Regions from separate parts of the Homo sapiens genome. Here region 1 is linked to region 2. Evidence: read pairs that join two places in POLR2A ChIA-PET (ENCODE). Cell type or tissue: OCI-LY7. All regions are shown on one strand. Each heading gives the region's core, and the rest is flanking DNA. Links, peaks and the distances in the headings are about the cores only. Region 1 overlaps ATP6V1E2 (ATPase H+ transporting V1 subunit E2). Region 2 overlaps TTC7A (tetratricopeptide repeat domain 7A).

Region 1 (7,068 bases), core at 2,465-4,964, 450 kb after region 2:
TTGCCCAACCTACGAGTAGCATCAGGACTGGGGTCTGAACCTCTGATGCCCAGTCCTGGATGCATCTTGTGACACCAAGCGGCTGCCCATGGAGCCTCCAAGGCAGAGGGAGACCTCCTGTTCCAGGGGCAGCCTGGTTTCCACCCTCATGAGGCGGGAGAAGGGAGTCCTGCCCTGGAGGAGTCACCATCCTGTGATGTCCCATGTCTACCCAGCATGTGGGCATGCCCACTAACTATTAACCATATAAACTGCTCATATGCCATGCAGCCAGACTCTCAGATCACTACCACCACCCTGTTCCCACCTTCAAAGAGGGCTATTTTGGGGGGTGAATACTTTGACAAGTGGATTGAGTGGGTACATGAGACCTTCCAAGATCTTCTTAAGTAACAACTGATGGTTGCTTCACTGCTTTCTAAGAAGGGTGAATTTATTTAACTTGTAGTGCAGTGTTTCTCAAATATTTTGTCCTGCAAATTGCAGTTAACAAATACATTTTTCATTGTAAACTGGAATACATACACATACATATATTATGTTTGTGTGTGTGCACATATATCTATACATATAACAAAAGGTTTGATATAACAATACTTAACCTTACCACCTGTAATGAATTCTGGATTTTTGATTCTATTTGGTTTCATTTCTTTTTATTCAGTGATGATCCAGTAAATGATTTCATAGTCCACCAAACGGTCACGGTTCACACTTGGAGACACCCAATGCAGGTCTCTGCTGGCTGAGTGCACTGGCTTGTGGCTGGAGGTGAGTGCTCAGGACCACAGAGGGATAAAGAACCTCTATAACTCAACAACAACAAAAAAACAAACAACCTGATTTTAAAAATGGGCAAAGAACTTGAGTAGACAGTTTCCAAAGAAGATAAGCAAATGGCCAATAAGTGCATGAAAAGATGCTTAATATCACTTATCATTAGGGAAATGCAAATCAAAACCACAATGATACCACAATGGGTAATTTCATATCCATTAGGATGGCTATTATTTAAAAACAAAAAACAACAACAACAACAAACCCAGGACCAGGCGTGGTGGCTCACACCTGTAATCCCAGCACTTTGGGAGGCTGAAGGGGAGGATCACTTGAGGCCAAAAGTTCAAGACCAGCCTGGGCAACAAAGTGAGACTCCTTCCTCTACAAAAAAATTTAAAAATTAGTTGGACTAGCCGGGCGCGGTAGCTCCCGCCTGTAATCCCAGCACTTTGGGAGGCCAAGGTGGGCAGATCACGAGGTCAGGAGATCGAGACCATCCTGGCTAACATGGTGAAACCCTGTCTCTACTAAAAATACAAAAAATTAGCCGGGCATGGTGGCAGGTGCCTGTAGTCCCAGCCACTCGAGAGGCTGAGGCAGGAGAATGGCGTGAACCCGGTAGGCAGAGCTTGCAGTGAGCTGAGATCACGCCACTGCACTCCAGCCTGGGCGACAGAGTGAGACTCTGTCTCAAAAATAAATAAATAAATAAAAATTAGACACGATGGTGTGCACCTGTAGTCCCAGCTACTCAGGAGGCTGAAGTGGGAAGATTGCTTGAGCCAGGAGTTTGAGGCTGCAGTGAGCTATGATCATGCCACTACACTCCAACCTGGGCAACAGAGCCAAGACACAAAAGAAAGAAAAAAAACAAAAACAAAACCAGAAAACAGCAAGTACTGGCAAAGATGTGGAAACACTGGAACCCATGTGCATTGCTGTGAACTGTAAAATAGTGCGGCTGCCGGGGAAAATGGTGCAGATGTTCTTCAAAACACTGAGCTTAGAACTACTATATGATCCAGCAATTCTACTTCTAGGCATATACCCCAAAGAAGTGAAAGCAGGTCTTTGAACAGATATTTATATACCCATGTTCATAGCAGCATTATTCACAACAGCCAAGAAAGGAGAGCACCCCAAGTCTCTATGAATGGATGAATAGACAAAATATGGTATATACACACAATGAAATATCCAGCCATAAAAAGGAAGGAAATTCTGACCTGTGCTACAACATGGGGAATCCTGAAGACATCATACTAAGTGAAATAAGCCAGCCAAGGAAGGACAAATATTATGATTCTATTTATATGAGGTACCTGGAGTACTCAAATTCACAGAGACAGGAAGTAGAATGGTGGTTGCCAACAGTTACTTGGGGAAGAGTATGTGGGATTAGTGTTTAATGGATACAGAGTTTAAATTTGGGAAGACGAAAAAGTTCTGGAGATGGTGGTGATAGTTGCAAAACCATGTGAATATTCTTAATGCTACATAAATGTACACTTAAAAAGGCAGGGTGTGGTGGTTCACACCTGTAATCCCAGCACTTTGGGAGGCTGAGGCAGGTGGATCACTGAAGGTCCAGGAGTTCAAGACCAGTCTGGCTAACATGGTGAAAACCCATCTCTACTACAAATACATAATTAGCCAGGCATGGTGATGCACGCCTGTAGTCCCAGCTACTCGGGAGGCTGAGGCACAAGAATTACTTGAACCCAGGAGGCGGGGGTTGTAGTGAGCCGAGATCACACCACCGCACTCCAGCCTGGGCAACAAGAGTGAAACTCCGTCTCAAAATAATAATAATAATAAATAATGTACACTTAAAAATGGTTAAATGGCAAAATTTGTTATGTACATTTTACTACAATAAAACAAAAAAGGTTTCACTTTTAAAACAGGATTTCCAACTTCTCTAAAAAATCAGATCTTATGACATCCTAGTCCACATTTTCTAAGGCAACAGACCGGGGAAGTATTTGCCCCTTTAGACAGGGATGGAAATGAAGGGCTTTTTTTTTTTTTTGGAGAAACTGCCACTGGAAACTTCTAGATATGCAGCTTTGAAGCAAATGACTCTTGGGGAGAACCTGACTGCTTTGAAGTAAGCTGTCTGCAGATGTTTTAGAAGGAGAAATTCAGTTGTGAATTCTTCATGTAAATTATTTTGGGAGAAAGGTTTCTTCCCCTGCCTGTAGGCATTAGCTTTCTCCAGTCCTGACCAAAGCCTGCTTTGCCAGTGTGAGTGGAGTTCTTGGAATAAAACTCTATGTGGCTCCTTACTCATCAGCAACTGAAGCAGAGATGAAGCTTTTCAGGCCCTTCTGATTTTCTCTCCAGGTGTCTCCTGTTACTTCTAGACCAAATGAACTCTCTCGCCCTTGCCTTCTCTCCCAAGCTTGCTCGCCAGGGAGCAGGGTGCCTGTCCCTGCTTTCTTTTTTTTTTTTCTTTTTTTTTTTTTTTGAGACGGAGTCTCGTTCTGTCGCCCAGGCGGGAGTGCTGTGGCGCGATCTCGGCTCACTGCAAGCTCCGCCTTCCGGGTTCACGCCATTCTCCTGCCTCAGCCTCCCGAGTAGCTGGGACTACAGGCGCCCGCCACTGCGCCCGGCTAATTTTTTGAATTTTTAGTAGAGACGGGGTTTCACCGTGGTCTCGATCTCCTGACCTCGTGATCCGCCCGCCTCGGCCTCCCAAAGTACTGGGATTACAGGCGTGAGCCACCGCGCCCGGCCGCCTGTCCCTGCTTTCTCACAACCTCACCCCAAGCTGAGCTGCTCTGTTCTGTGTAGCCAGAGGCTGAGTCCTCAGACCTGACACCCAACAGCTTGTGGGCCACATCTCTTCCTTCCAATCGCGATGCCTTGTCTTGTGTCCTGGCCCTCGCTGTGTACAGGCTCCCTCTGGCTTTTGGCATATAGTCCAAGACTCCTGCCCCCACCACCCCCAGGCTGATCTTCCTGAGTCCAGGTTTGGCGAAGGTACAGCCCTGCTAAGAAGCCTTTGATGGGCTCTTTTGCATAATGCCCCAACTCTCAGGCAGACATTTCCACCCTTTCCCATTCACACCCCAGTGTCTTTCTAGACATTGTCCTCTGCAAGTCTCTTGACTACTGCCAAACCCACCTGCTCTCCACACGCAGACCTCAGACCCCTTTCCACCAGCAGGCCTTTGCCCGCAGTGTTCTCCCCATCCAGTGTCTTACTTTCTTTCTGCTTATGATGACGGTCCATCTCTCAGCGCCCATCCTTACTACTCCCTCCCTGACTGGCCCCTTGCCCACAGGGCTGCTACCTCGGCTGAAGTGTGCAGTCAGTCTGGCTGTGTCCTTTCCTGCCCCTTATCCCATCCCATTTTGAGTGCCAGATGCTTTTCTCCTATTTTAAACCAGGGCCCTCTCTGAAACCACAAGGCATTGCTTAAAGTTGGGTCTCCATAAAGATGTGATTGATTTTTGTCTATTTGGATAAATTCTGCTTAATAAATACTACCAACTTTCTACATTTTCCAGGTGACTTGCCTCCAAGTTAAGGTACTATGTTGATGTGCCCTGAAACCTCATTTTCTTGTCTGAGTTTTCCGAAATTGCCTTATGTTCTTTCATGTATCTTCATTTCCCTCCCTCCCTATTGGTGTTCTGTTGTTACCCATGGAAGGTCTCAAACCATCCCCTACCTGGTTTAAACATCTTCAGGTCAACAATACATTATAAAGTGTATTCAAATAGGAAGAGAGGAAGTCAAGTTGCTGTTTGCAGACGACATGATTTTATATTTACAAAACCCCATCATCTCAGCCCAAAAACTTGTCGAATTGATAAGCAACTTCAGCAAAATCTCAGGATACAAAATCAATGTGCAAAAACACAAGTATTCCTTTACACTAACAATAGGCAAGCAGAGAGCCAAATCATGAATGAACTCCCATTCACAATCGCTACAAAGAGAATAAAATACCTAGGAACACAGCTAACAAGGGATGTGAAGGACCTCTTCAAGGAAAACTACAAACCACTGCTCAAGGAATAAGAGAGGACACAAACAAATGGAAAAACATTCCATTCTCATGGATAGGAAGAATCAATATCATGAAAATGCCCATACTGCCCAAAGTAATTTATAGATTCAGTGCTATTCCCATTAAACTACCATTGACATTCTTCACAGAATTAAAAAAAAACTATTTTAAATTTTATATGGAATCAAAGAAGACCCCATATAGCCAAGATAATCCTAAGCAAAAAGAACCAAGCTGGAGGCATCACACTACCTGACTTCAAACTATGCTACAAGGCTACAGTAACCAAAACGGCATGGTACTGGTACCAAAACAGACATATAGGCCAATGGAGCAGAGACCTCAGAAATAACATCGCACATCTACAACCATCTGATCTTCGAAAAACCTGACAAAAACAAGCAATGGGGAAAGGATCTCCTATTCAGTAAGTGATGCTGGGAAAACTGACTAGCCATATGCAGAAAACTGAAACTGGACCCCTTCCTTACACCTTATGTAAAAATTAACTTGAGATGGATTAAAGACTTAAATGTAAAACCCCAAACCATAAAAACCCTAGAAGAAAACCTAGGCAATACAATTTAGGACATAGGAATGGGCAAAGACTTCATGACAAAAATGCCAAAAGCAATTGCAACAAGAGCCAAAATTCACAAATGGGATCTAATTAAACTAAAGAGCTTCTGCACAGCAAAAGAAACTATCATCAGAGTGAACAGGCAACCTACAGAATGGGAGAAAATTTTTTCAATCTACTCACCTGACAAAGGTCTAATATCCAGAATTTACGAGGAACTTAAACATATTTACAATTAAAAAAAAACATCAAAAAGTGGGCAAAGGATATGAACAGACATTTCTCAAAAGAAGACATTTACATGGCCAATGAACATATGAAAAAAAGCTGAATATCACTGATCTTCAAAGAAATGCAAATCAAAACCACAATGAGATACCATCTCATGCCAGTCAGAATCGCAATTATTAAAAAGTCAGGAAACAATAGATGCCAGTGAGGCCGTAGAGAAATAGGAACACTTTTACACTGTTGGTGGGAATGTCAATTAGTTCAACCATTGTAAGAAGACAGTGTGGCAATTCCTCAAGGATCTAGAACCAGAAATAGCATTTGACCCAGCAATTCAATTACTGGGTATATACCCAAAAGATTATAAATCATTCTACTATAAAGACACATGCACATGTATGTTTATTGCAGCACTAATTATAAAGCAAAGACTTGGAACCAACCCAAATGCCCATCAGTGATAGATTGGATAAAGAAAATGTAGTACATACACACCATGGAATACTATGCAGCCATAAAAAGGAATGAGATCATATCCTTTACAGGGGCATGGATGAAGCTGGAAGCCATCATCCTCAGCAAAGTAATGCAGGAATAGAAAACCAAACACTGCATGTTCTCACTCATAGTGGAAGTTGAACATTGAGAACACATGGACACAGGGAGGGGAACATCACACACCAGGGCTTTTTGGGGGGTGGGGGTTAGGGGAGGAAACTTACAGGATGGGTCAATAAGTGCAGCAAACCACTATGACACACGTATACCTGTGTAACAAACCTGCACGTTCTGCCATTATCCTTTTTTTTTTTTTGGAGACAGAGTCTCCGTCTGTCGCCCAGGCTGGAGTGCAATGGCACGGTCTTGGTTCACTGCAACCTCGACCTCTCAAGCAATCCTCCCACTTCAGCCTCCCACGTAGCTAGGACCACAGGCGCACACCATCATTCCTGGCTAATTAAAAAAAAAAATTTGTAGAGATGTGGTCCCACTGTGATGCCCACTGTGAACTCCTGGGCTCAAGCAATCCTCTACCTCTGCCTCCCAAAATGTTGGGATTACAGGCATAAGCCACCTCACCCAGCCAAAAAATACTTTTTGAAAGACAGGGCCTGGCGCAGTGGCTCACACCTGTAATCCCAGCACTTTGGGAGGCTGAGGCGGGTGGATCACGAGGTCAGGAGATCGAGACCATCCTGGCTAACACAGTGAAACTCCGCCTCTACTAAAAATACAAAAAATTAGCCGGGTGTGGTGGCATGCACCTGTAGTCCCAACTACTCGGGAGGCTGAGGCAGGAGAATCGCTTGAACCCAGGAGGCAGAGGTTGCAGTGAGCCAAGATCGCACCACTGCACTCCAGTCTGGGCGACAGAGTGAGACTCTGTCTCAAAGAAAAAGAAAAAGAGAAGAAAGAAAGACAGAAGAGGGGATGCCCCACTTCCACATACTCAAT
Region 2 (2,500 bases), core at 1-2,500:
CTGCTTCGTCAGCAGGGACAGCCACAGCCCCAGCGTGACGCCAGAACTTCACTTCTACCATACTTTCCCTCGTCCTTCACCACTCCTTAAAAGCCGGAATGAACAGGAATCTGCCTTCCCATTGGGTTTTTGGGGAACGTGAGGCTCAGAGGAACCAAATAACTTCATTCACACTGCAGACAACAGTAGACAAAACCAGACCCACTGGCCAGCTCACTGTCCTTTGCTTTTTCAACATCACCTCCCAGATGCCCTCCACCCTCCCCTCTTGAAATGCCCACTCCTGTTTCTCTTCTTGGCAGTCTCCCCCAAGCACACACAGGCTTTATTGCTTCTGTGGCTTCCTGAAGCGTGGCCCTTCCCACTAAGAACGTCTCTGCACACTCCTGTCTGACAAGATGTGACACAAGCCAGTTCCCACCAATCCTCTTGGAAGAGCACGTATGCACAGGCCAGAGAAGAGGGAGAGCAGCCTTAAGGCCACGTCAAAAGCCTCAGCCCAGGGGAATCGTTCTCCCACTCACTCAACTACCAGTGACCTACCCCTTCTTCAGGTTTTTCACATAGGCGCTCTGGAGGGCAGCTTCCAGGAAGTAGGTGAGCTCATAGTCAAGCGGGTGACAGCCTTTCAGATGCCTCGACGTGCTGTTATTTGTGGTCTGGGAAGGGAAACAGAGAGAGAGCCATTGTCTCAAAGTTCTGAGGCAGAGGGTCACTCAGCAAGAGGAGGTGGCCTCATCACCATCCCAGTCCCAGTTGTTCAGGGGCACATTGTTGCATTCTCAGACCAGGCTTGATCTAACTCGCTTTAACTCAAAATATGTCTAAAGCATTCTCTCCCCATCCAACCGTTAGATGCCCACAAGCCCTCTGTCTTTTTTTTTTTTTAAGAAACAGGGTCTTACTATGTTGCCCAGGCTGATCTCAAACTCCTGGGCTTAAGCAATCCTCCCACCTCAGCCTCCCAAAGTGGTGGGATTACAGGCATGAACCACTGCACTAAGCCCCTAACATTCATTCAACAATCACAGAGCTTTAAATTCATTAGCTCATTTAGTCCTTAGAGCAGCTCTATTAGGTAGGAACTGTCATCATTTCTATTTCACCGGTGAGAACAGAGAGGGTCTCTTCCTGCCCCAAGGCCACTAACGTGGCAGGTGGTGGCGGAGCCAGGCAGTCAGGTTCCCCTCTCCACTCTTACCCTCTACTGCAGGAGGACTTCTCTGTCTGTCCAGAACCATGCTGAGCACTCACTCTTCAACCAGACAGCACTCACTGCCTGAGCACATGGTAGAGAGACCGCTTCACGCAGCACTGCTTCCCTGTTCTGTGTATGCAAACCTCAGCTCCCACCAGACTTCACTCCCACAGGACAGGAGCTGTGTCTCCTGAGTCTCACTACTGTCCATGCCCCACCTCCAGTTAAGGAAAGAGAAGGGGAAATGAAACTCTTAGAAAATTGCCACCCAAGCCCAAATCTTACTTATGCCTCACAACGGTCCTACAGGGCTGGTTTTGTTTGCATTTTATAGATGAGGAAACTGAGGCTCAGAAAATGTCTAAGGTCAAAAGTGTCAATTACAGATGTGGTGGCTCACGTTTATAATCCTAGCACTTTGGGAGGCCGAGGCAAGAGAATCGCTTGAGGCCAGGAGTTCCAGACCAGCCTGGGCAAAAGAGTGAGGCTCTGTCCCAATCAATCCATCAATAATAATTTAATGCCTAAGATCACAAAGCTGGTGTCAGTCCGGACCTCAAACTCAAGCCTAGCCAGGTATGGATTCCAAGCTATTTCTACTATGTATCAGTTAATTCATTCCACAAACATCTAAGTGCCTGCTATATGCCAGGCACCGTACTGTCCCTCTCAAACAAGCATGGAACGTCAGAACATCCAGAGAATTGAGAGCCCTCTGGTTCCAGGAAAAGCTGAGGAACAATTACCTCATTAACTGAGCTGTTGCTTAAAAGCCTCAGCTCTAACAGGGTCCTCCTGCCCAACCAGACAGGCTTGCCTTCTGTATACCATTTCCTTTGTCTAATCTGAGGGGAAAAAAAATCAATGAGGCATCCACCTCCTCTTTCAGAATCCAGAGGAGATTTAAGAGAAGGTCTTAGTTCCTCAGAGGTCAGGACTGGGTCTCAGGAGGGACACACAGTATTTCTGAGGATGCACAAGATTCTGTGGCCTGCCCTCCCTCAACTTAGATAACAACTATAGGGTCCCATTTGTCTGCCCACTGCTACCAGGCACTGATTCCAGCCCTGGACATCATCATCAGACCTTTGACAGGGACAGTACAGTGCCTGGCATTATAGCTCATCGCCTTAATCCCCTTTTGAAAGTCCAAAGCCTAGGCTTCCAGCTGAGCAGCAGACTTTATCTTTTCCATGAAAGTTTCCTCCCAACCACATGCAATGCAAATATGAAAAGCTCCTAAAACACTACTACTGTCTAGCAGTGACCCATTCCCCCTTGGTGGAGGTCAACTCAACCATG

What was found. ChIA-PET counts read pairs that join two places held together with the same protein. Peaks named below come from ENCODE experiments on the same cell type or tissue, not always from the same donor. Only the 100,000 strongest peaks of a DNase experiment are listed, where the experiment ranks them.
Region 1: POLR2A ChIA-PET joins it to region 2 with 12 read pairs; 2 of 35 experiments call an interaction of 5 or more read pairs at or near these places.

The regions. Positions count from the first base shown.
Region 1 is chr2:46,521,644-46,528,711 of GRCh38, reverse strand. All of the region lies in intron 4 of ATP6V1E2 (ATPase H+ transporting V1 subunit E2), which reads left to right. Among named protein-coding and RNA genes, the nearest start is that of RHOQ, 17 kb to the left of the region's middle. In OCI-LY7, for the core only: no CTCF peak of the experiment used is centred there; no DNase peak of the experiment used is centred there.
Region 2 is chr2:46,976,951-46,979,450 of GRCh38, reverse strand. TTC7A (tetratricopeptide repeat domain 7A) reads right to left here. Exons shown (of 20, transcript NM_020458.4): 5 at 544-659. Among named protein-coding and RNA genes, the nearest start is that of TTC7A, 37 kb to the right of the region's middle. In OCI-LY7, for the core only: no CTCF peak of the experiment used is centred there; a DNase peak (open chromatin) is centred at 1,350; H3K4me3 peaks cover 963 bases; H3K27ac peaks cover 2,500 bases.